Regions from separate parts of the Homo sapiens genome. Here region 2 is linked to region 1. A link is a loop called in an ENCODE intact Hi-C map of the cell type or tissue named here. Cell type or tissue: right lobe of liver. All regions are shown on one strand. Links, peaks and the distances in the headings refer to the core of each region. The heading gives the core; the rest is flanking DNA. Region 1 overlaps LOC105369484 (a long non-coding RNA gene). Region 2 has its middle 91 kb from the start of ZC3H12C.

Region 1 (10,383 bases), core at 1,441-9,440:
CACCCACAGACACTGCCATGGGGCCTGGGCCCAGGGGTGCTCGGTCCGGCTCCTGCACCTGCCCATCTGCATGCTCCCCCTCCTGTAAGGAGTTTGAGTATGCACAGTGCCAAACAGACAAGCTACACCCCTGTTGCATGTCCTGCTAGGGGGGGTCAGGGAACGCTCCAGTTTCATCAGCAGTAAAGCAGGACAAAAAGGAGGAGGGAAACATCCAGGAGAGCAGGGGCAAGGAGTTACAGGAGCCCTTGAGAGAAAAGGACACCCCTGACAACCTGAATTTTGAATCAACAAAATTTAAATTCTTGGTAATTACACCGAAAGACTAAATTCTAAACCAGAAGAAAATCAAAGTGACAAGGTTAATTTGTTTATTGTTTGTTTACTTGATTTGATTTATTTTTTTTTCTCTCTCACTGTTATTGAAATAGGGGCTACTTGAATTCAACTGTAGAGGTGTTTAAAAAAAGAATCGTGTTTATATGTGTGAGGTTTGTGGGACCTGCTTAAAGTTTTGGTCCTGGAAGGGTCTTCGAAGGCCATCTAATTCACGTTGTATTGAGAGGAAATAGACGATGAAATAGGAAGCAATTATCTCAGGACTACAAAGCCAGTCACTAAAAGGGCCAAGACAAGATTGCACATTTCCAAAGGCACCCAGACATGTGAGCATTCAAAATCAAGAGCACTTTCACCCATAGTCATTGATGATGAAAAACACAGGTTGAATACATGTGGCTGCTTCTGATTTTTAAGCACACACAAAACTCTTGTACCACTGGAGCGAACCCACCAGCCATCAATGACTGCATGACGCCTTTCCCCCAGTTCTTTGCTCTCAACAGTAATTCCCTTTGCCATAACTTTCTGTTTTCTGCAGTGCCAGCCAGTCGTGACTGGTTGTGGCATCTCTAACAAAAGATACTGGATGTTGTTTTAAAGTCCCATGGTTGCATTTCAGAGCTAAAAATAGGACTATGCTATATCATCTGATATTTTCAGATGATCAGCTACACCACTTCCCTCCTTTCTGAAACTTACAGAGGTAAGTGAATTTTAAAATTTTGTTCTTTGAACAGCTCACTTTAGAGAACAATAGAGCCATTACACAAGCATACTTAATTTCAACTCTATACATTTAGCCCATTTCCCCCAACCCACTTTCCCCTCATTTCATGGGCTACTAAAAATATAGAACTAAATAGTGTGGCCCACCTGGAAATGAGTGTGTACACTGTTTAGCCTGAATGAGTGCTTGTGTGTGTTAAAGGAACAGGCTGCCTTCCAGGTGTCACCTCACATTTGGTTTCATTTTACTTTTCTCTAGTCATATGCCTTTGCCCTGACTTCCATGCCTGTTTTTACATTTTATTTTACAGAAATTATGTATTTCTGTAATGCAGTTTATAAAAATGATAAGAATATTAATCAATGTGCTTACTTTCATCAGCTTCAGTCAAACTTCTATTTACCCATCTTCAAATTATTTGCTCAAATTATATCTACAAGGCAAAAGGAAAGTAAATAAGGAAAGAATCCTGCTACTGAGGATTAAAAGCACCTTTTACATAATAACTAATGAATTTTGCAGACTGGCTGTGAACATGGCTGACAGCATCAAATAGATATGCCAGTGGTGAATTTTTGCTCTGTCCATGTGAATATAACCTTAATTTAAGATCATAATAAAATTTGAAACAGTGAAACAAGAGTGAGATTTAACCTCATTAAGATCAGGGAGCACATCTTCTTTCAATAACTATTTCAAACACGTTTACATATAGACTCACGCAGGCAAAGTAACCACAATTACTGTTTTTAAAGTGAAATACGTTAATATGTTACCTATTCTACAGAAACACGTAAGAACCTTCGGAAGCAAAATAATAACATCATTTGAAATATGAATAGTTACCCGAAAACCTATAGCAATCCAAAGCCAAATTTAAGATGAACAAACTTAAGATGTCCAAAATTTAAGTTGAGACAGCCTTTTGCTCTTGGCAAGCTACAAAATAAATACAAGTTCCCCTCCCTTTATGTCACACACACAATTTAGGGGAGCTCACTTGGACAATATTTGTACTGTGATACATAACGTCATCTAGAATATAAGTCAGAGTACCCAGCTATTTCTCTCTTTTGTGATTATTCACTTTAAAATTACAAGTTCTGATTCATTTTTAGATTTCAAATGATCAAAACTTTTATCTGTTTTTAAAATGCCTATATTCCTTGGTTTTCTCTAATCAAGGAAGTGAATAGGTATCTTAGCAAGAGAGGTCATGGGGAAGATTGCAAGCATTATACTATGCACTGTTGAGTGGGTTCAGAATAGTTTATATTATCATAAAAACAAATTGACATCAATAGCATAATTGCTGCATGAATAATCTTAGAACAAGTGAGACCTTTCAAGGCTTTTTTATTGTAAGCAATCATTATGCTCACCACATAAAACAAATGCCTTCTGGGAACTTTTAAAATAAGACTCAGCTTTTTCTAGCTTGTATTTCTTGGTTTCAACATGAGATATCTAAAAGATGAAAGAAGCTGTTCTGGCTATAGGGATAATACTGTGTGTAGCCATGGGTGATTTATGCAGTAAATTAAGGGAAAAAGTTGCACATGTAATGAGATATTGGTGAGCGAGTTCTCATTACCATCATAATATTTGGCACCAAAATTTAATAACTCCTTTTGCATGTGAATGCAAAAAAAGAGCATTTTAACATTAATTAAAAGCCCATAATCATACTGGATGAAAGAGAGAATGTTAACCCAACTTTACATATGAGATACGGAGTCACGGAGATTAAGAAAATGACCCAGGCAGATTTTTTAAATTATTCATAATGCCACAATATGTCGATGGTGAAAGGGAAATCAGCATAGACTCCCACAACTACCGCTGTTCTCATCATTGCCTTGTATGGAACAGAAGCCTGGTAATTAGGGCTTCTGATTTCTACAGATGTTCCCACTCCCTCTTCTGCCCTGCATTCCCTCAGCGCTAATGAATTCAGTATTAATTTGCAATCGATGATTGAGAAAATAAAAAGCTGTCTTCAATTCCTTTAGGGCAGAAAACAGTTCTTTAATTTTCTCTGAATTTCCCCATATTTCTCTGGTTCAGCTTCATGAAATGTGCAAGCAAAGAGTTCCTAGGTTGAGCAAACTTAAAGGGGTTTCTTTACTCCAAAAATTCTCGGAGCCTTGACTATACCGATGTACATTGCAAAGCTCCAAGAAAGAAATATTACTTGCAGATTTATGTGACCACAGAATCTGCGTTTCATGGATGTGGTAGGCAGAATAATGGCCTCCCAGAGATGTCCATTTCCTAATCCCTGGAAATTTACAAGGCAAAGGGGATGGAACTTTACAAGGCAAAGGGGAATTACAGTAGCAAATGGAATAAAGGTTGTTAATCAGCCAATCTTAAAATAGTGAGGTTATCCTGGATTATCTGTGTGAATCCAATATAATCACAAAGGTCCTTAAAACTAGAACCGGAAGGCAGAAGACAGTGTCAGAGTGATTTAGCATGAGAAACACTTGACCAGTCATTGCTGGCTCTGAAGATGTCAGGAGGCAGAGGAGTATGGGAAGCTCCAGCCTCCAGAAGGAATGCAGCACTGCTGATACTTTTATTTTAACCCAGTGAGACCTCTTTCAGATTTTTACCTCCAGAACTGTAAGATAATAAATTCGTGTTGTATTAAGCCACCAAGTTTGTTGTAATTTATGACAGCAGCCATAAGAAACTAATACAGTGGGGCCCATTAATGTCTTACTAATACCTCCCAGAATTATAGTTCTGTGTTACAATTTTTAGAGAAATGCTATTCAACCTGTAACAGGGGCCCACATCAGACTGTCAATCAATAAATATTATAGACTGAATAATTCATTTTTTTTGTATGAGAATTGTTAGTATTTGGTCATTAAGCCAGCCCATCTGTTAGCCTATTTCACTATCTTTGCATTTTATAACAACAATTTCTACCAGCCATTTTGAATCATGAAGCAAAAATGCATTTACTTTAAATGATGCTAAAATAAACGGTATGGAATAGATTCAGTGCATCTCAAATTTTAATGTGCATGCAAACCACCTGGAGAATCCTCTTAAAATGCAGATTCTGATTCCGTAGCTCTGGCATGAGAACTGAGAGTGTGCATTTCTAACACGCTCCCAGGTGACACCAATGCTGGTGATCTGTGGACCAAACTTTAAATAGCAAAGAACAAAAGAGGACAACCCCTGTCATACCCTCTATTCCCTGCCATAGAAACCTTTCTGTTCTCCCTGTAGTCCCAGCTACACGGGAGGCTGAGGCAGGAGAATGGCATGAACCCAGGAGGTGGAGCTTGCAGTGAGCCGAGATAGTGCCACTGCACTCCAGCCTGGGTGACAGAGCGAGACTCTGTCTCAAAAAAAAAAAAAAAAAAAGACTTTTCTGATCTCCCAGGTGGAATTAGGCAAATCCTCCTTGCTCTGCTTTTAGGACCATTACTGATCCCAAACAGAAAATATTCAAGGAATTTTAGTTTAATACTTAGAAGACTCAGCTTCTAGTTAATACAGTATATTTGTAAATTATAAAATAAATATAGTCTCATGAAAGACAATTCATAAAATAGAAGAAAGAGTAATTTTAATCATCCACAGTCTCAGCACCCAAAGATATGCCTTATTAACATTCCAATGTCTTTCCTTCAAGACTTCTTTCTCTACAGAGATTCTGTTTTACATATTTGACATCATATTGCATATCTCAATTTTTTAATCAAACATCATGTATGCACATATATACATATAAAGTGGTGACAGATTGAATTATTGGTCTCAATTCTTCACTCCTCTCTAATAGAATTATATATCCACACTCTTGCCACTCTGGGGAAGAGCATCCCAATTTTTCTCCCTTCTAATAGAAATATGTCTTTACTTTCGCCAGGCTGGTGAGCAGAGAGTTATTCCCAACACCTTGACTTTGGGATTAATCAAGTGATTTACATTGGCCAAAGGGTTATTAGTGGACAAATATTTTTTAATGTAGGTTTTATTATTTAAGATATGGCAAAGCCAACAGATCAGGAGACAGCTACCACTGTAAACATAGTTTGTTACACTCAACAGACCCCAAGACAAAAGGGCATGCCACACCATAATGCAGGGCCACATGGGGAAGCACCAGGGTCAGTCAAGGGCAGAGGAAGCAGGGAGAAGATTTTATTGTCATTTCTGCGGGAAAAATAATGGGCAAGGCAGGGTAAGCAGGTTTAGGATTGGCCACTTTGAATAATTTCAGTGGACTCTATGGTACAGTTGTCTGGTATTTGGTCCTGGAGTATCGGCCCAGAATGTAAGAGTTCATTAATGGAGGTGTTGGGGGGTATGAGCTCTGGAGTAGTTGGTTTGTGTATGAAAGGTGCACTCTTAGGCCAGTAGTTTGCTATCTCTAGGAATTAGCTAACCCTGGGAGAAGTAGTCACTCCAGGGTCAGCAAGGCCCCAAGATGTCAAAGCATCAACAAAAACAGAGTATAAAGACATGATTACCACAGCATGATGCAAACAAGGGCTTGGAATGTGCTGATGTGGTTGGGCTTGTTCTCTTGCAATGTGATTGTCTGCAATGAGAAAAGCTCATGCAGCCAGGGTTGCAGAACAACCACACAGGGAGCAGGCCTGGACCCAACTCAAGGTCAGGAGCTAAGCCCAGCTGACTCCCAGCCAGCAGCGGAGGCAAACCCCGGCCAGTCCACATAAGCCAGAAACTAATGCTTACTGCTGCCTGCCTCTGAGATTTTGTGGTTGTTTGTTATAGAGCATTATGGTGGCAATAGCTGAATATGTTGGAAGTGGGGTCCTGCCATAACAAATCCCAAAATATGTGCCATCAGCTTTAGGACTGGAAATTAGACAAGAAGAATATTGTTCTAAAAGCCTGGAAAAAATGGTGGTCCATGTTATATAGTAGTGAAAGTAAAGCATTTGTTTTAACTGTTACTTTCAATAAACCAAAAGACAGACAATGGACCTGATAAAGTTGGGATGATGACCAAGCAAGTTTCAATTCGCAATGCTGATAGGGTAAGCGGGTTGTTGAATTGCATTTGAAAAGTTATGATAAGAGATGGGTTCTGTAATGGTTAATATTGAGTATCAACTTGATTGGATTCAAGGATGCAAAGTATTGTTCCTGGGTGTGTCTGTGAGGTTGTTGCCAAAGGAGATTAACATTTGAGTCAGTGGACTGGGAGAGGCAGACCCACTCTCAATCTGGGTGGTCACCATCTAATCAGCTGCCAACATGGCTAGAATAAAGCAGGCAGAAGAAGTTGGAAAGACGAGATTCACTGAGTCTTCTGGTCTTCATCTTTCTTCCATGCTGGAGACTTCCTGCCCTCAACTATCAGACTCAAAGTTATTCAGCTTTTAGACTCTCAGGTTTGCACCAGTGGTTTATCAGGGGCTCTCAAGCCATTGGCCACATACTGAAGGCTGCACTGTCAGCTTTCCTACTTTTGAGGTTTTGGGACTCAGACTGGCTTCCTTGCTCCTCAGCTTGCAGTTGGCCTATTGTTGGACTTCACCTTGTGATTGTGTGAGTCAATACTCCTTAATAAACTCCCCTTCATGTATACATTTATCCTATTAGTTCTGTCCCTCTAGAAGACCCTGATTAATCCAGGTTTTGGTACCAGGAGCAGTTCTAGAGGAAGAGAATTTTAAGGATGGATTTCTTTAGTTGGTTTTGGGGTTTCTGGAGTTGGCTACTTAATATGATGAGACTCAAAAATGTTAAGGACTCTACTTCTAACAGTCTGGAGAACACCGATGGTCCTTGGAGTGAACTGTTTAGAGAGTTATGCAAACTAAATGCATTTGATACTCCTGATTAATCGCTCATGAGAGGCAAGGAGTTTAGTGACTCTATACATAATACCTTTGACCATATGTGGAGAATCAAGAAATATAATGAAGTTGGTTGGTTGCTCTTAAGTTCACTGGACAAAGTGATGAAAGGAAAGGATGAGCTCAGGGATTCTAACTTCCAGCTCTAGAAGCACATACTGAGCCTCAAGTCTTCTAAGTTTGCCCCAAGTGAGACTCTTATCTCCTATAGACAAAGGACTGAAATTGCAGAAAATCAGACACAAGCTCTTATAATGAGAATGGCTAACCTGCAAGGAAAGGTGCATGCTCAGCCTCATCAGATGTCTACTGTTAAAGTGAGAGCATTGACTGGAAAAGAATAGGACTCTGCAACTTGGAATGGAGATGTGTAAGAGGACCCTCACTACACTGAGCTTGTAAACTCTGATGAGTTTTTTTTGCCAGAGGAAACAGCCTCCCCACCCTCAGTGGTGGCAACATCCCCTCCCCCACCAACATGGCCATCAACCTTTCCACCTTTATCTGAGGAGTTAAACCCTGCACTGACTGAGCCAACAGTGATGGCCTCCTCTGAGGCAGTTACCAGGCAAGACAATGCTGATTCTCCTCAGGACCCACCCCCAACACCCCTGTTTGCTTCTAGACCAATAAGTAGACTCAAGTCCCCGCAGACCCCTAGAGGCGAGGTTCAGAGTGTGACCTATGGGGAGGTGCACTACACTCCAAAAGAACTGCTTGAGTCTTTTAATTTATATAAGCAGAAATCTGGAGAATAGGCAAGGGAATGAACATTAAGGGTATGGGATAATGGTGGAAGGAACATAGAGTTGGATCAGGCTGAATTTATTGATATGGGCCCACTAAGAAGGGATCCTGCATTTAATGTTGCAGCTTAGGGAGTTTAAAAAGGTTCTAATAGTTTATTTGCTTGGTTAGCTGAAATATAGATTAACAGATGGCCCACTGTGAGTGAGCTGGAAATGCTTGATCTCCCCTGGTTTAATGTAGTGGAAGGGATCAAAAGGCTTAGGGAGATTGGAATACTAGAGTGGATTAGTCACTTTAGACCTACTCATTCCAGCTGGGAGGGTCCAGAAGACATACCCTTCACCAATACTTTCCAAAATAGATCTATGAGGGGAGAACCTATATCCTTGAAGAGCTTTGTGATTGCTCTTCTCCGTATGCCAGATCTTACAGTGAGAACCACAGTCACTTAATTAGAAAATTTAAATGCAATGAGAGTAATTGGATCTCAAGGTGGCAGTGGCCAAGTGGCAGCCCTCAACCGTCAAAAGCAAGGTGGGCATAGTTACTGTAATGGACAGCAGGGGCAAAGCAGCAATCAGAATAGTCTGACTCCAGTAGAGCTCTGGCATTAGCTAATTAATCACAGTGCTTCTAGAAGTGAAATTGATAGGAAGCCTACTGCATTCTTACTTGATTTGTATAAGCAGAAAACTTCCACATCAAGTGGACAAGACTAATTTCAATTATAAAAATAGAGAATCATGGCCCTTCAGTCAGTTTCCAGACTTGAGCCAGTTTACAGACCCAGAACCCCTTGAATGAAGGGGAGGCCAGGTTCCCTTGAGAAAGGACCCCACTACACTACCAACAATTTATGCTGCTAATCTTTCTCCCATCTTTCCCCAAGGAGACCTCCAGCCTTTTACCAGAGTAATTGTGTACTGGGGAAAGGGGAATGATCAGACTTTTGGGGGACTACTAGACACTGACTCTGAGCTGATGTTGATTCTAACTGACCCAAAATGTTATTGTTGTCCCCCAGTTAAAGTATGGGCTCATGGAGGTCAGGTAATTAATGGTGTTTTAGCTCAGGTCCAACTTACAATGGGTCTAGTGGGTCCCTGGGCTCATCCTGTTGTTTTCCCAGTGCCAGAATGCATAATTGGCATAGACATACTTAGCCACTGGCAGAACCCCCACATTGGCTCCCTGACAGGTAGGGAGAGGGCCATTACAGTGGGAAAGACCAAATGGAAGCCATTAGAACTGCCTCTACCTAGAAAAACAGTAAACCAAATCCAATATCGCATCCCTGGAGGGATTGCAGAGATTAACACCAGCATCAAGGACTTGAAAGATGCAGGGGAGGTGATTCCGATTCCCACCACATTCCCATTCAACTCTCCCATTTGGCCTGTGCAGAAGACAGATGGATCTTGGAGAATGGCAGTGGATTATTATAAGTTTAACCTAGTAGTGACTCCAATTGCAGCTGCTGTAACAGATGTGGTTTCATTGCTTGAATGAATTAACACATCTCCTGGTACCTGGTATGCAATCATTGATTTGGCAATTGCCTTTTTCTCCATTCCTGTCCATAAGGCCCACCAGAAGCAATTTGCCTTCATCTGGCAAGACCAGCAATACACTTTCACTATCTTACCTCAGGGGTATATCAACTCTCCAGCTTTGTGTCATAATCTTGTTCACAGAGATCTTGATCACTTTTTCCTTTCACAGAATATCACACTGGCCCATTATATTGATGACATTAGGCTGACTGGATCCAGTGAGCGAGACGTAGCAAACACATTGGACTTATTGGTGAGACATTTGCATGCCACGTGATGGGAAATAAATCCAACTAAAATTCAGAGACCTTTTACCTCAGTAAAATTTCTAGGGCTCCAGTGGTGTGTGGCCTATATCTTTATATATCTTTATATCCTTCTAAGGTGAAAGATAAGTTGCTTCATTTGGCCCCTCCTACAACCAAGAAAGAGGCACAACACCTAGTGGGCCTATTTGGATTCTGGAGGCAAAATATTCTTCATCTGGGTGTGTTACTCTGGCCCATTTATCAAGTGACCCAAAAGCCTGCTGATTTTGAATGGAGTCCAGAACAGGAGAAGGCTCTGCTGCAGGTCCAGGCTGCTGTGTAAGTGCTGGGGCCATATGACCCAGCAGATTCAATGGTGCTTGAGGTGTCAGTGGCAGATAGGGATGCTGTTTGGAGCCGTTGGCAGGCCCCCATAGGTGAATCAGAGCAGAGGCCTCTAGGATTTTGGAGCAAGGCCCTGCCATCTTCCACAGATAACTACTCTTCTTTTGAGAGACAGCTCTTGGCCTGTTACCAGGCTTTGGTGGAAACTGAATGTTTGACTACGGGTCATCAAGTCACCATGCAACCTGAACTGCCTATCATGAACTGGTTGCTTTCTGACCCATCTAGCCATAAAGTGGGTCATGCAGAGCAGCATTCCATCATTAAATGGAAGTGGTATGTATGTGATGGAGCTCAGGCTGTTCCTGAGGGCACAAGTAAGTTACATGAGAAAGTGGCTCAAATGCCCATGATCTCCACTTCTGTCACCCTGCCTTCTCTCCCTCAGCCTGCACCAATGACCTCATGAGGAGTTCCCTATGATGAGTTGACAGAGGAAGAGAAGACTAGGGCCTGGTTCACAGATGGTTCTGCATGATATGCAGGCACCACCTGAAAGT
Region 2 (10,383 bases), core at 1,560-9,559, 220 kb after region 1:
AGCTTTTTGCCCTGTAACCATCCATCACACGTGGAATCCTGGGCCTGAGCCCCAGTGGCAAAAAGTGACAATGAACACCACGCCAGGAAGTACCATGCCCAGCCCAGAGCCACCACCCAGCAAATATTCATTCCTGTCACTGCCCTGGCCTTTCCATTGTCTCTAGGATGTTAAGGCCCCATCTTCCCAGTTCCACTTGTGCCCTCCTAAATCCTGCCTCCACAGAGTAATCAGAATATTCTCTTAAATATCTAGGCCAGGCATGGTGGCTCATGCCTGTAATCCCAGCACTTCGGAAGGCCGAGGTGGGCATATCACCTGAGGTTGGAAGTTTGAAACCAGCCTGGTCAACATGGCAAAACCCTGTCTCTACTAAAAATACAAAAATTAGCCAGGCGTGGTGGTGGGTGCCTGTAATCCCAGCTATTCGGGAAGCCAAGGCAGGAGAATCACTTGAACCCAGAGGCAGAAGTTGCAGTGAGCCAAGATCATACCACTGTACTCCAGCCTGGGCAACAGAGCAAGATTCTGTCTAAAAAACAATTATAATAATAAAATCTAACAAGGTTAAGTTGTACCTGCAGATCCAGCTATGGAATGCCTCAGCCTCTAGGCCTCCCTGCAGTGCTCTGGACTTTGTTCTTTTTCTTTTTCTTTTTCTTTTTTCTTTTTTTTTTTTTTTTGAGACAGAGTTTCCCTTTGTTGCCCGGGCTGGAGTGTAGTGGTGCAATCTCAGCTCACTGCAACCTCCGCCTCACAGGTTCAAGCGATTCTCCTGCCTCAGCCTCCTGAGTAGCTGGGACTACAGACAGGCACCACCACGCCTGGCTAATTTTTGTATTTTTAGTAGTGAAGGGGTTTCACCATGTTGGCCAGGCTGGTCTCGAACTCCTGACCTCAAGTGATCTACCTGCCTTGGCCTCCCAAAGTGCTGAGATTACAGGCATGAGCCATGGCGCCTGGCCCTGGACTTTGTTCTTTAAGAAAGCTATTGAGTTGCAAAAGTGAAATTGACTGTGTAGATCTGCCTTGTCCTTCAGCGCTCATCATGCTATGTGCCAGCCAAATTGGACCCCATCCTATTTCCCCAACCCCCATATGGCCAAGGTTTTCCTCATTAGCTCCAGCTTTGGGCTGGGATTCATTCCCTCCCAACTTCAGCGGTCGGAATCTTCCCCTCCTCTCCAGGCCAGGAAGAAAGTGTCTCCTGCTGGAGTCCCCTGTCACCAATCTCACGGCAGGTCTCACCCTACCTTCAGTTACCCATTTCCCCGGGCCACTGTAGCAGGCAGCACACACACAGCTCTGTGGTCACCCTCGTGAAGCTGTTCCTCTAGTTCTGCTCTGTAGGGCTCCAGGCCCCTTCATCAGCCTTCTTGCAGTTTCCTCAGTCTGTGTGCATGCTCCTATCTCAGAACTTTTTTTTTTTTTTTTGAGACAGTCTCGCTCTGTCCCCCATGCTGGAGTGCAGTGGTGCGATCTCGGCTAACTGCAACCTCCACATTTTTGTCATTCCCTTTGCCTGGCTTTATCCTTCCAGGTGCTGCGTGGATCCTTCTCTCACTTTGGGTATCTGCTCAAACATCACCTTCTCAGTGAAGCCGTCCTGATATTTAGAAAATCGGAGCTCCAGCCCCCCTCTTGGATGTGCCCCGTGTTATATTCCTCCACAGCATGAAACCTTCGGATGAACTGTGTGGCTCCTTTATCGCTCAGCCCGGTCCTGGGACACACACTCCATGAAGGCAGGGCCTTGGTTGATTTGTTTGCTCCGTTCACATATGATGAATGAGTGGACAAAACTGCTTCATTGCCCCATTCCAGGTATCACCTTGGAATGTGTCTGGATCTGCCTGGATTAGAGCAGCTCAGGTGGTGGCCAGGACCCAGGCTACACACACACACGCACACCAGCTCAGGGCTGCATCTTTTTTTTTTTTTTTGAGACGGAGTCTTGCCCTGTCACTCAGGCTGGACTACAAATGGAGCGAACTCGACTCACTACAACCTCCGCCTCCCGGGTTGAAACAATTCTCCTGCCTCAGCCTCCTGAGTAGCTGGGATTATAGGCACCCGCCACCACGCCCAGCTGATTTTTTGTATTTTTAGTAGAGACGGGGTTTCATCATGTTGGCCAGGCTGGTCTTGATCTCCTGACCTCATGATCTGCCCGCCTCGGCCTCCCAGAGTGCTGGGATTGCAGGCGTGAGCCACCGCGCCTGGCCAGGGCTGCATCTTAATGCTCCTCTAAGGTCGTGAGCTATGTGAGGTTGGCCCCTTCCCAGTATCTTCCACTGCCCTGTGCCCTGGTGGACAAGAGGTCAAGGGGCCTAGAAGAGTTGGGCAGCAGAGCCTCAGGGCTTGGCCAAGAATGGGGGCATGGCCCCTGTGCCTTCATTTTACAATGTGTGGCTTTGAAGGGTGGTCCCAGAAATGGCAATGGACAAAGGCAAGTACCAGGCTGTACAGTCCGGAGCATATCTACCAACTTCCAACAGAGCAAGGGAAGAGAGGCGTCCAAGGCCATGTTATCACACATACACCAGGTGGCTTACCAGGGCAGGGGCATTTTAAGTCAGCTTCACTGTCCTGCAGCAGTGGCCTGAAAAAAAAGGGGGCAGCTTTTATTCCGAGACATTGTTACCACCTCAGACTCAGACCCAGGCACACCCTGGAGTCATCAGCAGCTCCATCAACTCCTGATGACTTGGGTACAAGGCCCCCTCACCTGGCAATCTGCACACTCCTCACCCCTCCCTGTTCCTCCCTCGGCCACCCTCTCCCATGCCTACTGTGCTCCAGGGCCAGCACAAGAGAAGGTGGGGGAGAGACACCCAGCAGCTGCTTTAGCAGCTTTCTGAGTGGAAAAAGCTGAGACTTCCAATTCTACCCTTCTCCTCTGAGCTCTCAGCGAGTGAGGACTACTGAGCTCCACAGATTCCTTGCCGCAGTGCTGGGTGCCAAGGGAGACGCGGAAGAGGTGGAGCTCCAGGAGGGCAGAGACGCCTTCCAGCCACTCATTGTGCAGCATCTCCAGTGCCCAGGACTTTGAGGAGGGTCAGAAATATTTGTTGAATGAATGTGGCCGGGCATGGTGGCTCATGCCTGTAATCCCAGCACTTTGGGAAACCAAGGTCCTTGGATTGCTGGGCTCAGGAGTTTGAGACCAGCCTGGGCAACATGGCAAAACCCCGTCTCTACTGAAAATACAAAAACCAGCCGGGTGTGGTGGCACACACCTGTAGTCCCAGCTACTCGGGAGGCTGAGGTGGGAGGATGGTTTAAGCCTGAGAGATGGAGGTTGCAGTGAGCTGAGATCTTGCCACGGTACTCCAGCCAGGGTGACAGAGCCAGCCCCTGTCTCAAACAACAACAACAACAACTTATTGAATGAATGAATAGGAGAATGGTAATTCTCTTGGGTAATCCTGTTCCTCATTGCCATGGGCAATGGTTTCTCAGAACTTGTACCAAGTCTCTTCATTTCTGCCTTTAGGGAAACTTTTGACAACCATCCCTCAAGGCCAGGTGAGCAGGCTGTCCGGGGTAACAGGACATATGAATAGCATTGCTGCATTTAGTTAAACCAGAAGGAACTGAAGATGAGTTCTGAGCGTCTACGGATTCTATGTATTTGGGGAGGAACAAAATAAAATATCTATGTTACAGAGAGCAAATCATTCTTTTACAGGCGTCAGAATTGAAATCCAGGGAGGCTAAATGATTTGCCCAAAGTCATGCAGCAGAAAATGGCACAGTTGGCCTTAGAATGCGACTCATCCCAAACCAATGCTAGGCACAGCCAGACCACAGGAGTCAGCCCACTGTGAGGACAGTGAAGGGTGATGACTCAAGCTTGCTAATGTGGGTTACCCGCACCTTGGTTCAACCACCAATGAAAAAACAGCCACTGATGAAGAAATATGGTGGGTACAGGGTGCAGCAGACCTGAGTGTACACACCCAGGACCTGCCAGCTCCTCTCAGAGGTGGCGATGCAGCCCAGTGCCCAGTCTACGTGGAGGGAGGAGCACTCCAGGTGAGAAGCTCTACTTGGCTTGCCATCTGCTATTAATATATGTATATCTGTATCGATAGATACTAGAAAAGTTCTTGCGTTCTTGCTCTGTCACCCAGGCTGGAGTACAGCGGCACAATCACAGCTCACTGCAGCTGCAAACTCCTGGGCTCAAGTGATCCTCCCACCTCAGTCTCCTAAATAGCTGGGACTACAGGTACACGCTAACAGCCCAGCCAATTTATTTTTCTGTAGAGAAAGTGTCCCACTATGATGCTCAGACAGGTCCCCAACTCCTAGTCTCAAGCGATCCTTCTGCCTCTGCCTCCCAAAGTGCTGGGATCACAGGCATAAGCCACTGCACCCAGACTATCTGCTATATTTTTAAGCCTGGTGAAGCCATTACAAATAACACTCAGATGACCTTTTTTCTCTGCCACTGCTCTATTACCTGTTCACTTCTGTCCCTCATTTCTCCTAGAGTCATCAGGCCCACTGAAGGGGCCAGGGCAGCAGGACTCAGTCTGTCACCAAGCCTGGCTTTAGGCCACCATGATTGTTTTCCCCAGAGTTGCAATTCAGCAGGAGTAGGCAAGACCTACGCCAGCTGAAATGGCACCCTGGACTACAGGGCTCTGGCCACGCTGCTATCGATGCTTAGGACTAGGCCGTGCTTTGTGTTGGGAGGGCTGTCCTGTGCATTGTAGGATGTTTTCCAGCATCCCAGGCCTATCCCTGCTAGATGTCAGTGCCACACACACCCAAATCTCAGCAATCACAAACATCCCCAGACATGTCCCCTGGAAGACCACCAGTGTGCAAGATACAGATACTGTAGAATAACAGGAGGGAGAGGGAGCACGTGAGAGCCCAAGGGCAGAGGGGATGATAGAACAATCTGGCGCTGGAGACGGAGCTGATCTGAGCACTGTGGCAGCAACAGGGATGTTCACCAAATCTTCCCTTTGCTATCCTGCCTTTCCCATCCCCCTTGTAGCCAAGAGAACTCGCTATATGACTAGCTCTGACCATGAAATATTGGCAGAAGAGACAGGTGTCATTCCCAAGCCCAGGCGGTGAACAGCCCTGTGGGGTTCTCCAGCCTCTGTCTCCCTGACATGGTGCCTAAGAGGTCATATGTTCCTCCTGGTGTAGGGAAATCCAGGTCCCTGAGGGACTGTGCAGAACAAGATGCCCCCAAATGAACAGAGAGCAAGGCACGGGCCTCTAAGGTGTAAGCCTTGCAGGGTGGGTGGTAGAGCCTCACCTGCTCTGACTGATGGAAATCGGCAGAGGGAAGAAGGGAAACCCCTTCTGATGGGGGTGGGAGGCCTGAAGGAAGCCCTGGAGATGGGAAAGTCCTAGAGGGAACTGGCTGTACTGGAACAGCCACACTGTGCCAGGAAGTTGCAAAAACTTGTTGCAGGTGGGAGGCGGGGTGTGCAGCGGGCAGCCCACTCACAGAGGCTGGAGTGAAGGATGTGTGGTCAACAACACGGATGATCAGAGGAGAGACATTTTTAGGAATTCATTGCGTTTGTGGAGTAAAAGAAAGCAGACACGACACATAGAACCTGCTGAATGATGTCAATTATATAAAGTGCAAGCCAGATAAAACATATCTACCTGTTAGAGTTTGAGACGGTGCTGACCTTGGAGGGGGGGCTAGGGCCTGAGAAAAGCACTAGGGATGTCTGCGGGGACACACTCTGCTCTGGCCTTCTCCTGAATCCACTGGCATTCATCACACGGTTCCCTAACCCGCAAATGTTTGTACTTTTACACTTCAATGACAAGTCATTAAAATCCACTAGCTCCATCATTATTAAAAAGTCTTTATTTGTGCACAGTGCTGTACAAGGTTTTATCCAAGGAGAACTGAGCATGTCTCAAACTCTGTTTTAAAATAGCAATTTCAGGGCTGATGTACAGCTGCTGTTGACTCATCTTGCTTTCTGCATAGAACAGAAATGAGGATAATCCATAATCATTTGTTTCTCCCCAAGGCCGTGGGCTAGAAGAGGATATTGATTTGTAAGAATTACTCATGCTGACCGAGGACTGTTTGCCAGCCCCAGGTTAGCAAAGGAGGCCCAGCTGACTCAGACAGCCTTGAGAACATTGGGTTCTTCTGGAGTTTGAGGGAACAATAACAGAATGCCTTCTCTTAGCCAAGTGTTCCTTGGGTCTTCAGTGTGGTCTCCAGTCCAGCAGCCTCAGTTTCACTTGGGAACTTGTCTGAAATGCAAATTCTTGGGCCCCACTGCTGACATGCTGAATCAGAAACTCTGGTAGCGGAGCCCAGCATGTGTGTTTTCACAACTCCTGCAGGCAGTTCTGCTGCACATTCGAGTGAGAACCACGGGCTAAATCCATTGAGAAACAAAGCAAAAGAATAAGGCCGTGAAGCTGTCAGACCACCTTCATCCTTGATAAAGCTAGCACTAGAGAATGTGGGCTTATGCCTGTGGCGACTGGGCTTTCTAATACTGAACCCCAGACTTGCCCCTCCCAGGTGGGAGCCTGGCCTCTGTGAAACTATGGCATGGAAGAGCATACTATGGCGTGGAGGTGCTTATGCTTCCTGCAGACAGCTCATTCCCCAAAGGAAAATCCGGGAACAGGACTGGGCTACAAACCTACCAGTCAAGCAACTCATCCCACCTGCCTGGAAGCAAATGAGTGGACCACCAGGGAAAGGGTATGGTGCTGACTGATGACTGTTGCATCCACGCTGGAGGAGGGAAGCCCCCCAAACCAATGCATTTCCTAAGTATTAGTGACTAGCTTCCCCGCTTTGTGTTGCTACACCCATCAGCTTTGGGCTTACACAGTTGGGAATAGAACTTGACCAGGACTGACATCTGATAGTTACAGAAGCACTCTTCATGGGTCACTGCCCAGCTTGACGGGTGTGGGCAATTCACGCGTGAAGAAAAGTGGGTTCTTGTTCTGAGACTTCAGCTTCCCATCAGAGCATCCCAATGATAAACACACACTGCAGTCTTTCTGCCCTGTGCAGAAGAGAGCCAAGAAGAAATCCAGCCAACAGGGCATGAAAAGTGAGAGCCAAGTATGTTCTGTTTCCTCAGAAAGATTTTGACTAGGTGGTGCTTTGACCTGTCATTATCTTAATGCATTTTTTGGTATCTGAACATAGGCAATCTTCATCACTCGTTTTTTTTTCCCCGCAAGATGGTGAATTACAGGCTTCTAGCATGCCTCAGCCACTTGGAAATAGCAAAATAGTGCATAAAGATCAATTCTGTGAGCTTTAAGATGGAAAATGGGAATCCATCAGCATAACAAAAGACATCCCAGATCCCAAGGAGAAGGTAGGCAGGCAGCCCCCATGATGGCACCCAGCCAATAAAAGTGAGTGACGCCCCAGAAACTAGGAGGGTCAGAGAGTCCCTCATGGCCCATCTTTCCGCAGGGGTTCCATACAACCCAGGCCAAGGGAGAGCATTTCATTTCTCCCAAGCCCTGGAGCGGACTTATGAAGCAGCTTGGACACGGAAAAGTGGCAGATATTTTCCCAGACCCGGGATCAAGAGAAGGATGCCACTTTTAATCCAGGCTCATACAAAGTCAGTCATTCTTTGGTGACCCTGGCAGTGTAGCCATGCAGGCATTTTAGTCTCAGGTTAGAGATTGGAGCATTTGCTCTGGAGCAGGGTAGGGCCCTCCACAGCCAGAACTGGGCAGCAAATGTGGAAGGTGTCCCAGCAGTAGGCACTGGAACTGTGCTCTCCTCTGTCACAGGCCTGGAGTGGGAGGAGGGCTGCCACGGCCACAGTTTCTCCTGGGCAAAAAGATTTGTAGTCAGAGCCAACTTGGCACCCTGGAACCGTCTGCATGTGTAATTACTGGGTGCCTTAGAGATCGTGGCACAGCAGGGCCCTCTCTACTCTACCCCCAGACATATCTCCAGGTATTTGGAGCAGCTGCTCACCTGAACTAACAGCCTGAACTGCTCCAGTCTTCCTGAGTGAGTCCTTGGTGTAGCGGGGCCCTCTTTGCTCCACACTCAGGGAGACCTCCAGGCATTTGGAGCACCTGCTCCCATGGATTAGCAGCCTGGATCACCCCATCCTTCCTGTATGGAGTTTGTGGTGCAGGAGGCGCTCTCTTTGCTTCATGCCCAGGCAGATCTCCAGGCATATAGAGCACCTTCCTACCCAGATAGCCTGAGTTACTCCACCCTTCCTGAGCAGAGATCATGGTGCAGGGGGCCATTTTTGATCCTCCAGGCAGATCTCCAGCAATCTGGAGCACCCACTCACTCTCCTAGAGCAGGAGTTTAGGATGCCCCCACTCCCTGTGCAGAGAACTTGGAGCTGAGAAGTTCCCCAGCTCCATACCTAGGCACACCTCTGGGTGCTTGATGGCTGCCCATTGGACCTCTTCCTCTGCACTGGTGCTTATGCTTGCCATTAGGGGACCTGTAAGCAGTCATTCCCAGTCCAGCCCCACTTATCTTGGTCCTGTCCACCCACCCATCTTGGTCTCCCCTTCCGGGGGTTGAGCAGGGAGTTCGGACCATGGTGCACTGCACAGATCAACCCATTGCCTGAGGAAAAAAGAGAGCTTCTTCCGGTAACAAGGATCAAGTATACACCCATCTGTGTTGGCTGCAGCTGGCTTTTACCCACAAGTGCCATCCACTGGCCTGTAGATCAAACCACACTGCCCAATATAAAACCTGCCAACAGAAGTGCATAGGGCTATTCATAAAAAGAACAAAAGAATGGCATTGGCCGGGCATGGTGGCTCATGCCTGTAATCCCAGAACTTTGGGAGGCCGAGGCAGACACATCACTTGAGGTCAGGAGTTCAAGACCAGCCTGGCCAAGATGGCGAAACCCCATCTCTACCAAAAATATAAAAATTAACCAGGCATGGTGGTGCGCCCTTGTGATCCCAGCTACTCGGGAGGCTGAGGCAGGAGAATCACTTGAACCCAGGAGGCAGAGGTTGCAGTGAGCCAAGATCACACCACTGCACTCCAGCCTGGGCAACAAGAGCGAGACTCTGTCTCAAAATAATAATAATAATAATAATAATAATAATAATAATAATAACAATAATAATGGCATTCGCAGCAACCTGGATGGAGCTGGAGACCATTATTTTAAGTGAAATAACTCCGGAATGGAAAAGCGAACATCGTATGTTCTCACTTATAAGTGGGAGCTAAGCTATGAGGACGCAAAGGCATAAGAATGATACAATGGACTTTGGGAACTTAGGAGGAAGGATGGGAGGGGGGTGAGGGATAAAAGACTACATATTGGGTAACAGTGTACACTGCTCGGGTGATGGGTGGACCTAAATCCCAGAAATCACCACTAAAGAACTTATTCGTGTAACCAAACACAACTAACAGGCTAACAGGGAGCTTCTCAGCAGAAACCTTACAAGCCAGAAAAGACTGGGGGCTTCTTATGGCATTCTCAAAGAAATTCCAACAAAGATGCTATATCCTACCACACTAAGCTTCATAAGCAAAGAAGAAATAACCTCTTTTATAGACAAGCAATCACTAAGAGAATTTTTTTACCACCAGACCAGACTTATAAGAGATCCTTAAGGGTGTTCTAAACATGGAAATGAAAAAACAATACCTATCACCACAAAACACTCTTACATACATGGCTCACAGACCCTATAAAGCAACCGCACAATAGAAACTACAAAATAGCTAGCTAATAACTTCACGATAGGATCCAAACCTCACATATCAACGTTAACATTGAATGTCAATGTTCTGAATGCCCCACGTAAAAAGCACAGAGTGACAAATTCGACTTTAAAAAAACCAAAGACCCATACATCTACTATCTTCAAGAGACCCACTGACATTTAATGACACCCATAGGTTCAAAGTAAAGGGTTGGAGGAAGATCTATCATGCAAATGGAAAATAAACGAGAGCAGGAGCCAATAGTTTTATATCAGATAAAACAAACTTTAAATGAACAACAGGTAAAAAAAAAAAAAAAAAAAAAAAAAGACAAGGGCATTACATAATGACAAAGGGATCAATTCAACAAGAGACTTAATTATCCTGAACATATATATGCACCCAACATTGGAGCATCCAGCTTAATAAAACAAGTACTTCTGGACTATGAAAATACTTAGCCACACAATAATTGTGGGGTCCTTTAACACTCAACCAACGGCATTAGATCATCAAGGCAGAAAACTAAAAAATTTTGGACTTAAATTTGACATTTGACCAATGGGGCCTAATAGACAGCTACAGACTATTCTACCCATCAGTCACAGAATATACATTCTTCTCATCTACATACAGAAAATACTGTAAGATTGACCACACGCTCAGCCAAAAAGCAAGTT

What was found. A loop is a pair of places that touch in the nucleus more often than their neighbours do. Peaks named below come from ENCODE experiments on the same cell type or tissue, not always from the same donor. Only the 100,000 strongest peaks of a DNase experiment are listed, where the experiment ranks them.
Region 2: a loop joins it to region 1, with 2.3 times the contacts of the local background. A loop is called at or near these places in 11 of 110 quality-filtered maps.

Annotation. Positions count from the first base shown.
Region 1 is chr11:109,955,385-109,965,767 of GRCh38, forward strand. The region is part of intron 1 of LOC105369484 (a long non-coding RNA gene); the gene reads left to right. Among named protein-coding and RNA genes, the nearest start is that of ZC3H12C, 130 kb to the right of the region's middle. In right lobe of liver, for the core only: no CTCF peak of the experiment used is centred there; a DNase peak (open chromatin) is centred at 5,697.
Region 2 is chr11:110,179,237-110,189,619 of GRCh38, forward strand. It overlaps a transcript of RDX not described here. Among named protein-coding and RNA genes, the nearest start is that of ZC3H12C, 91 kb to the left of the region's middle. RefSeq lists an enhancer at 2,462-3,150. In right lobe of liver, for the core only: no CTCF peak of the experiment used is centred there; no DNase peak of the experiment used is centred there.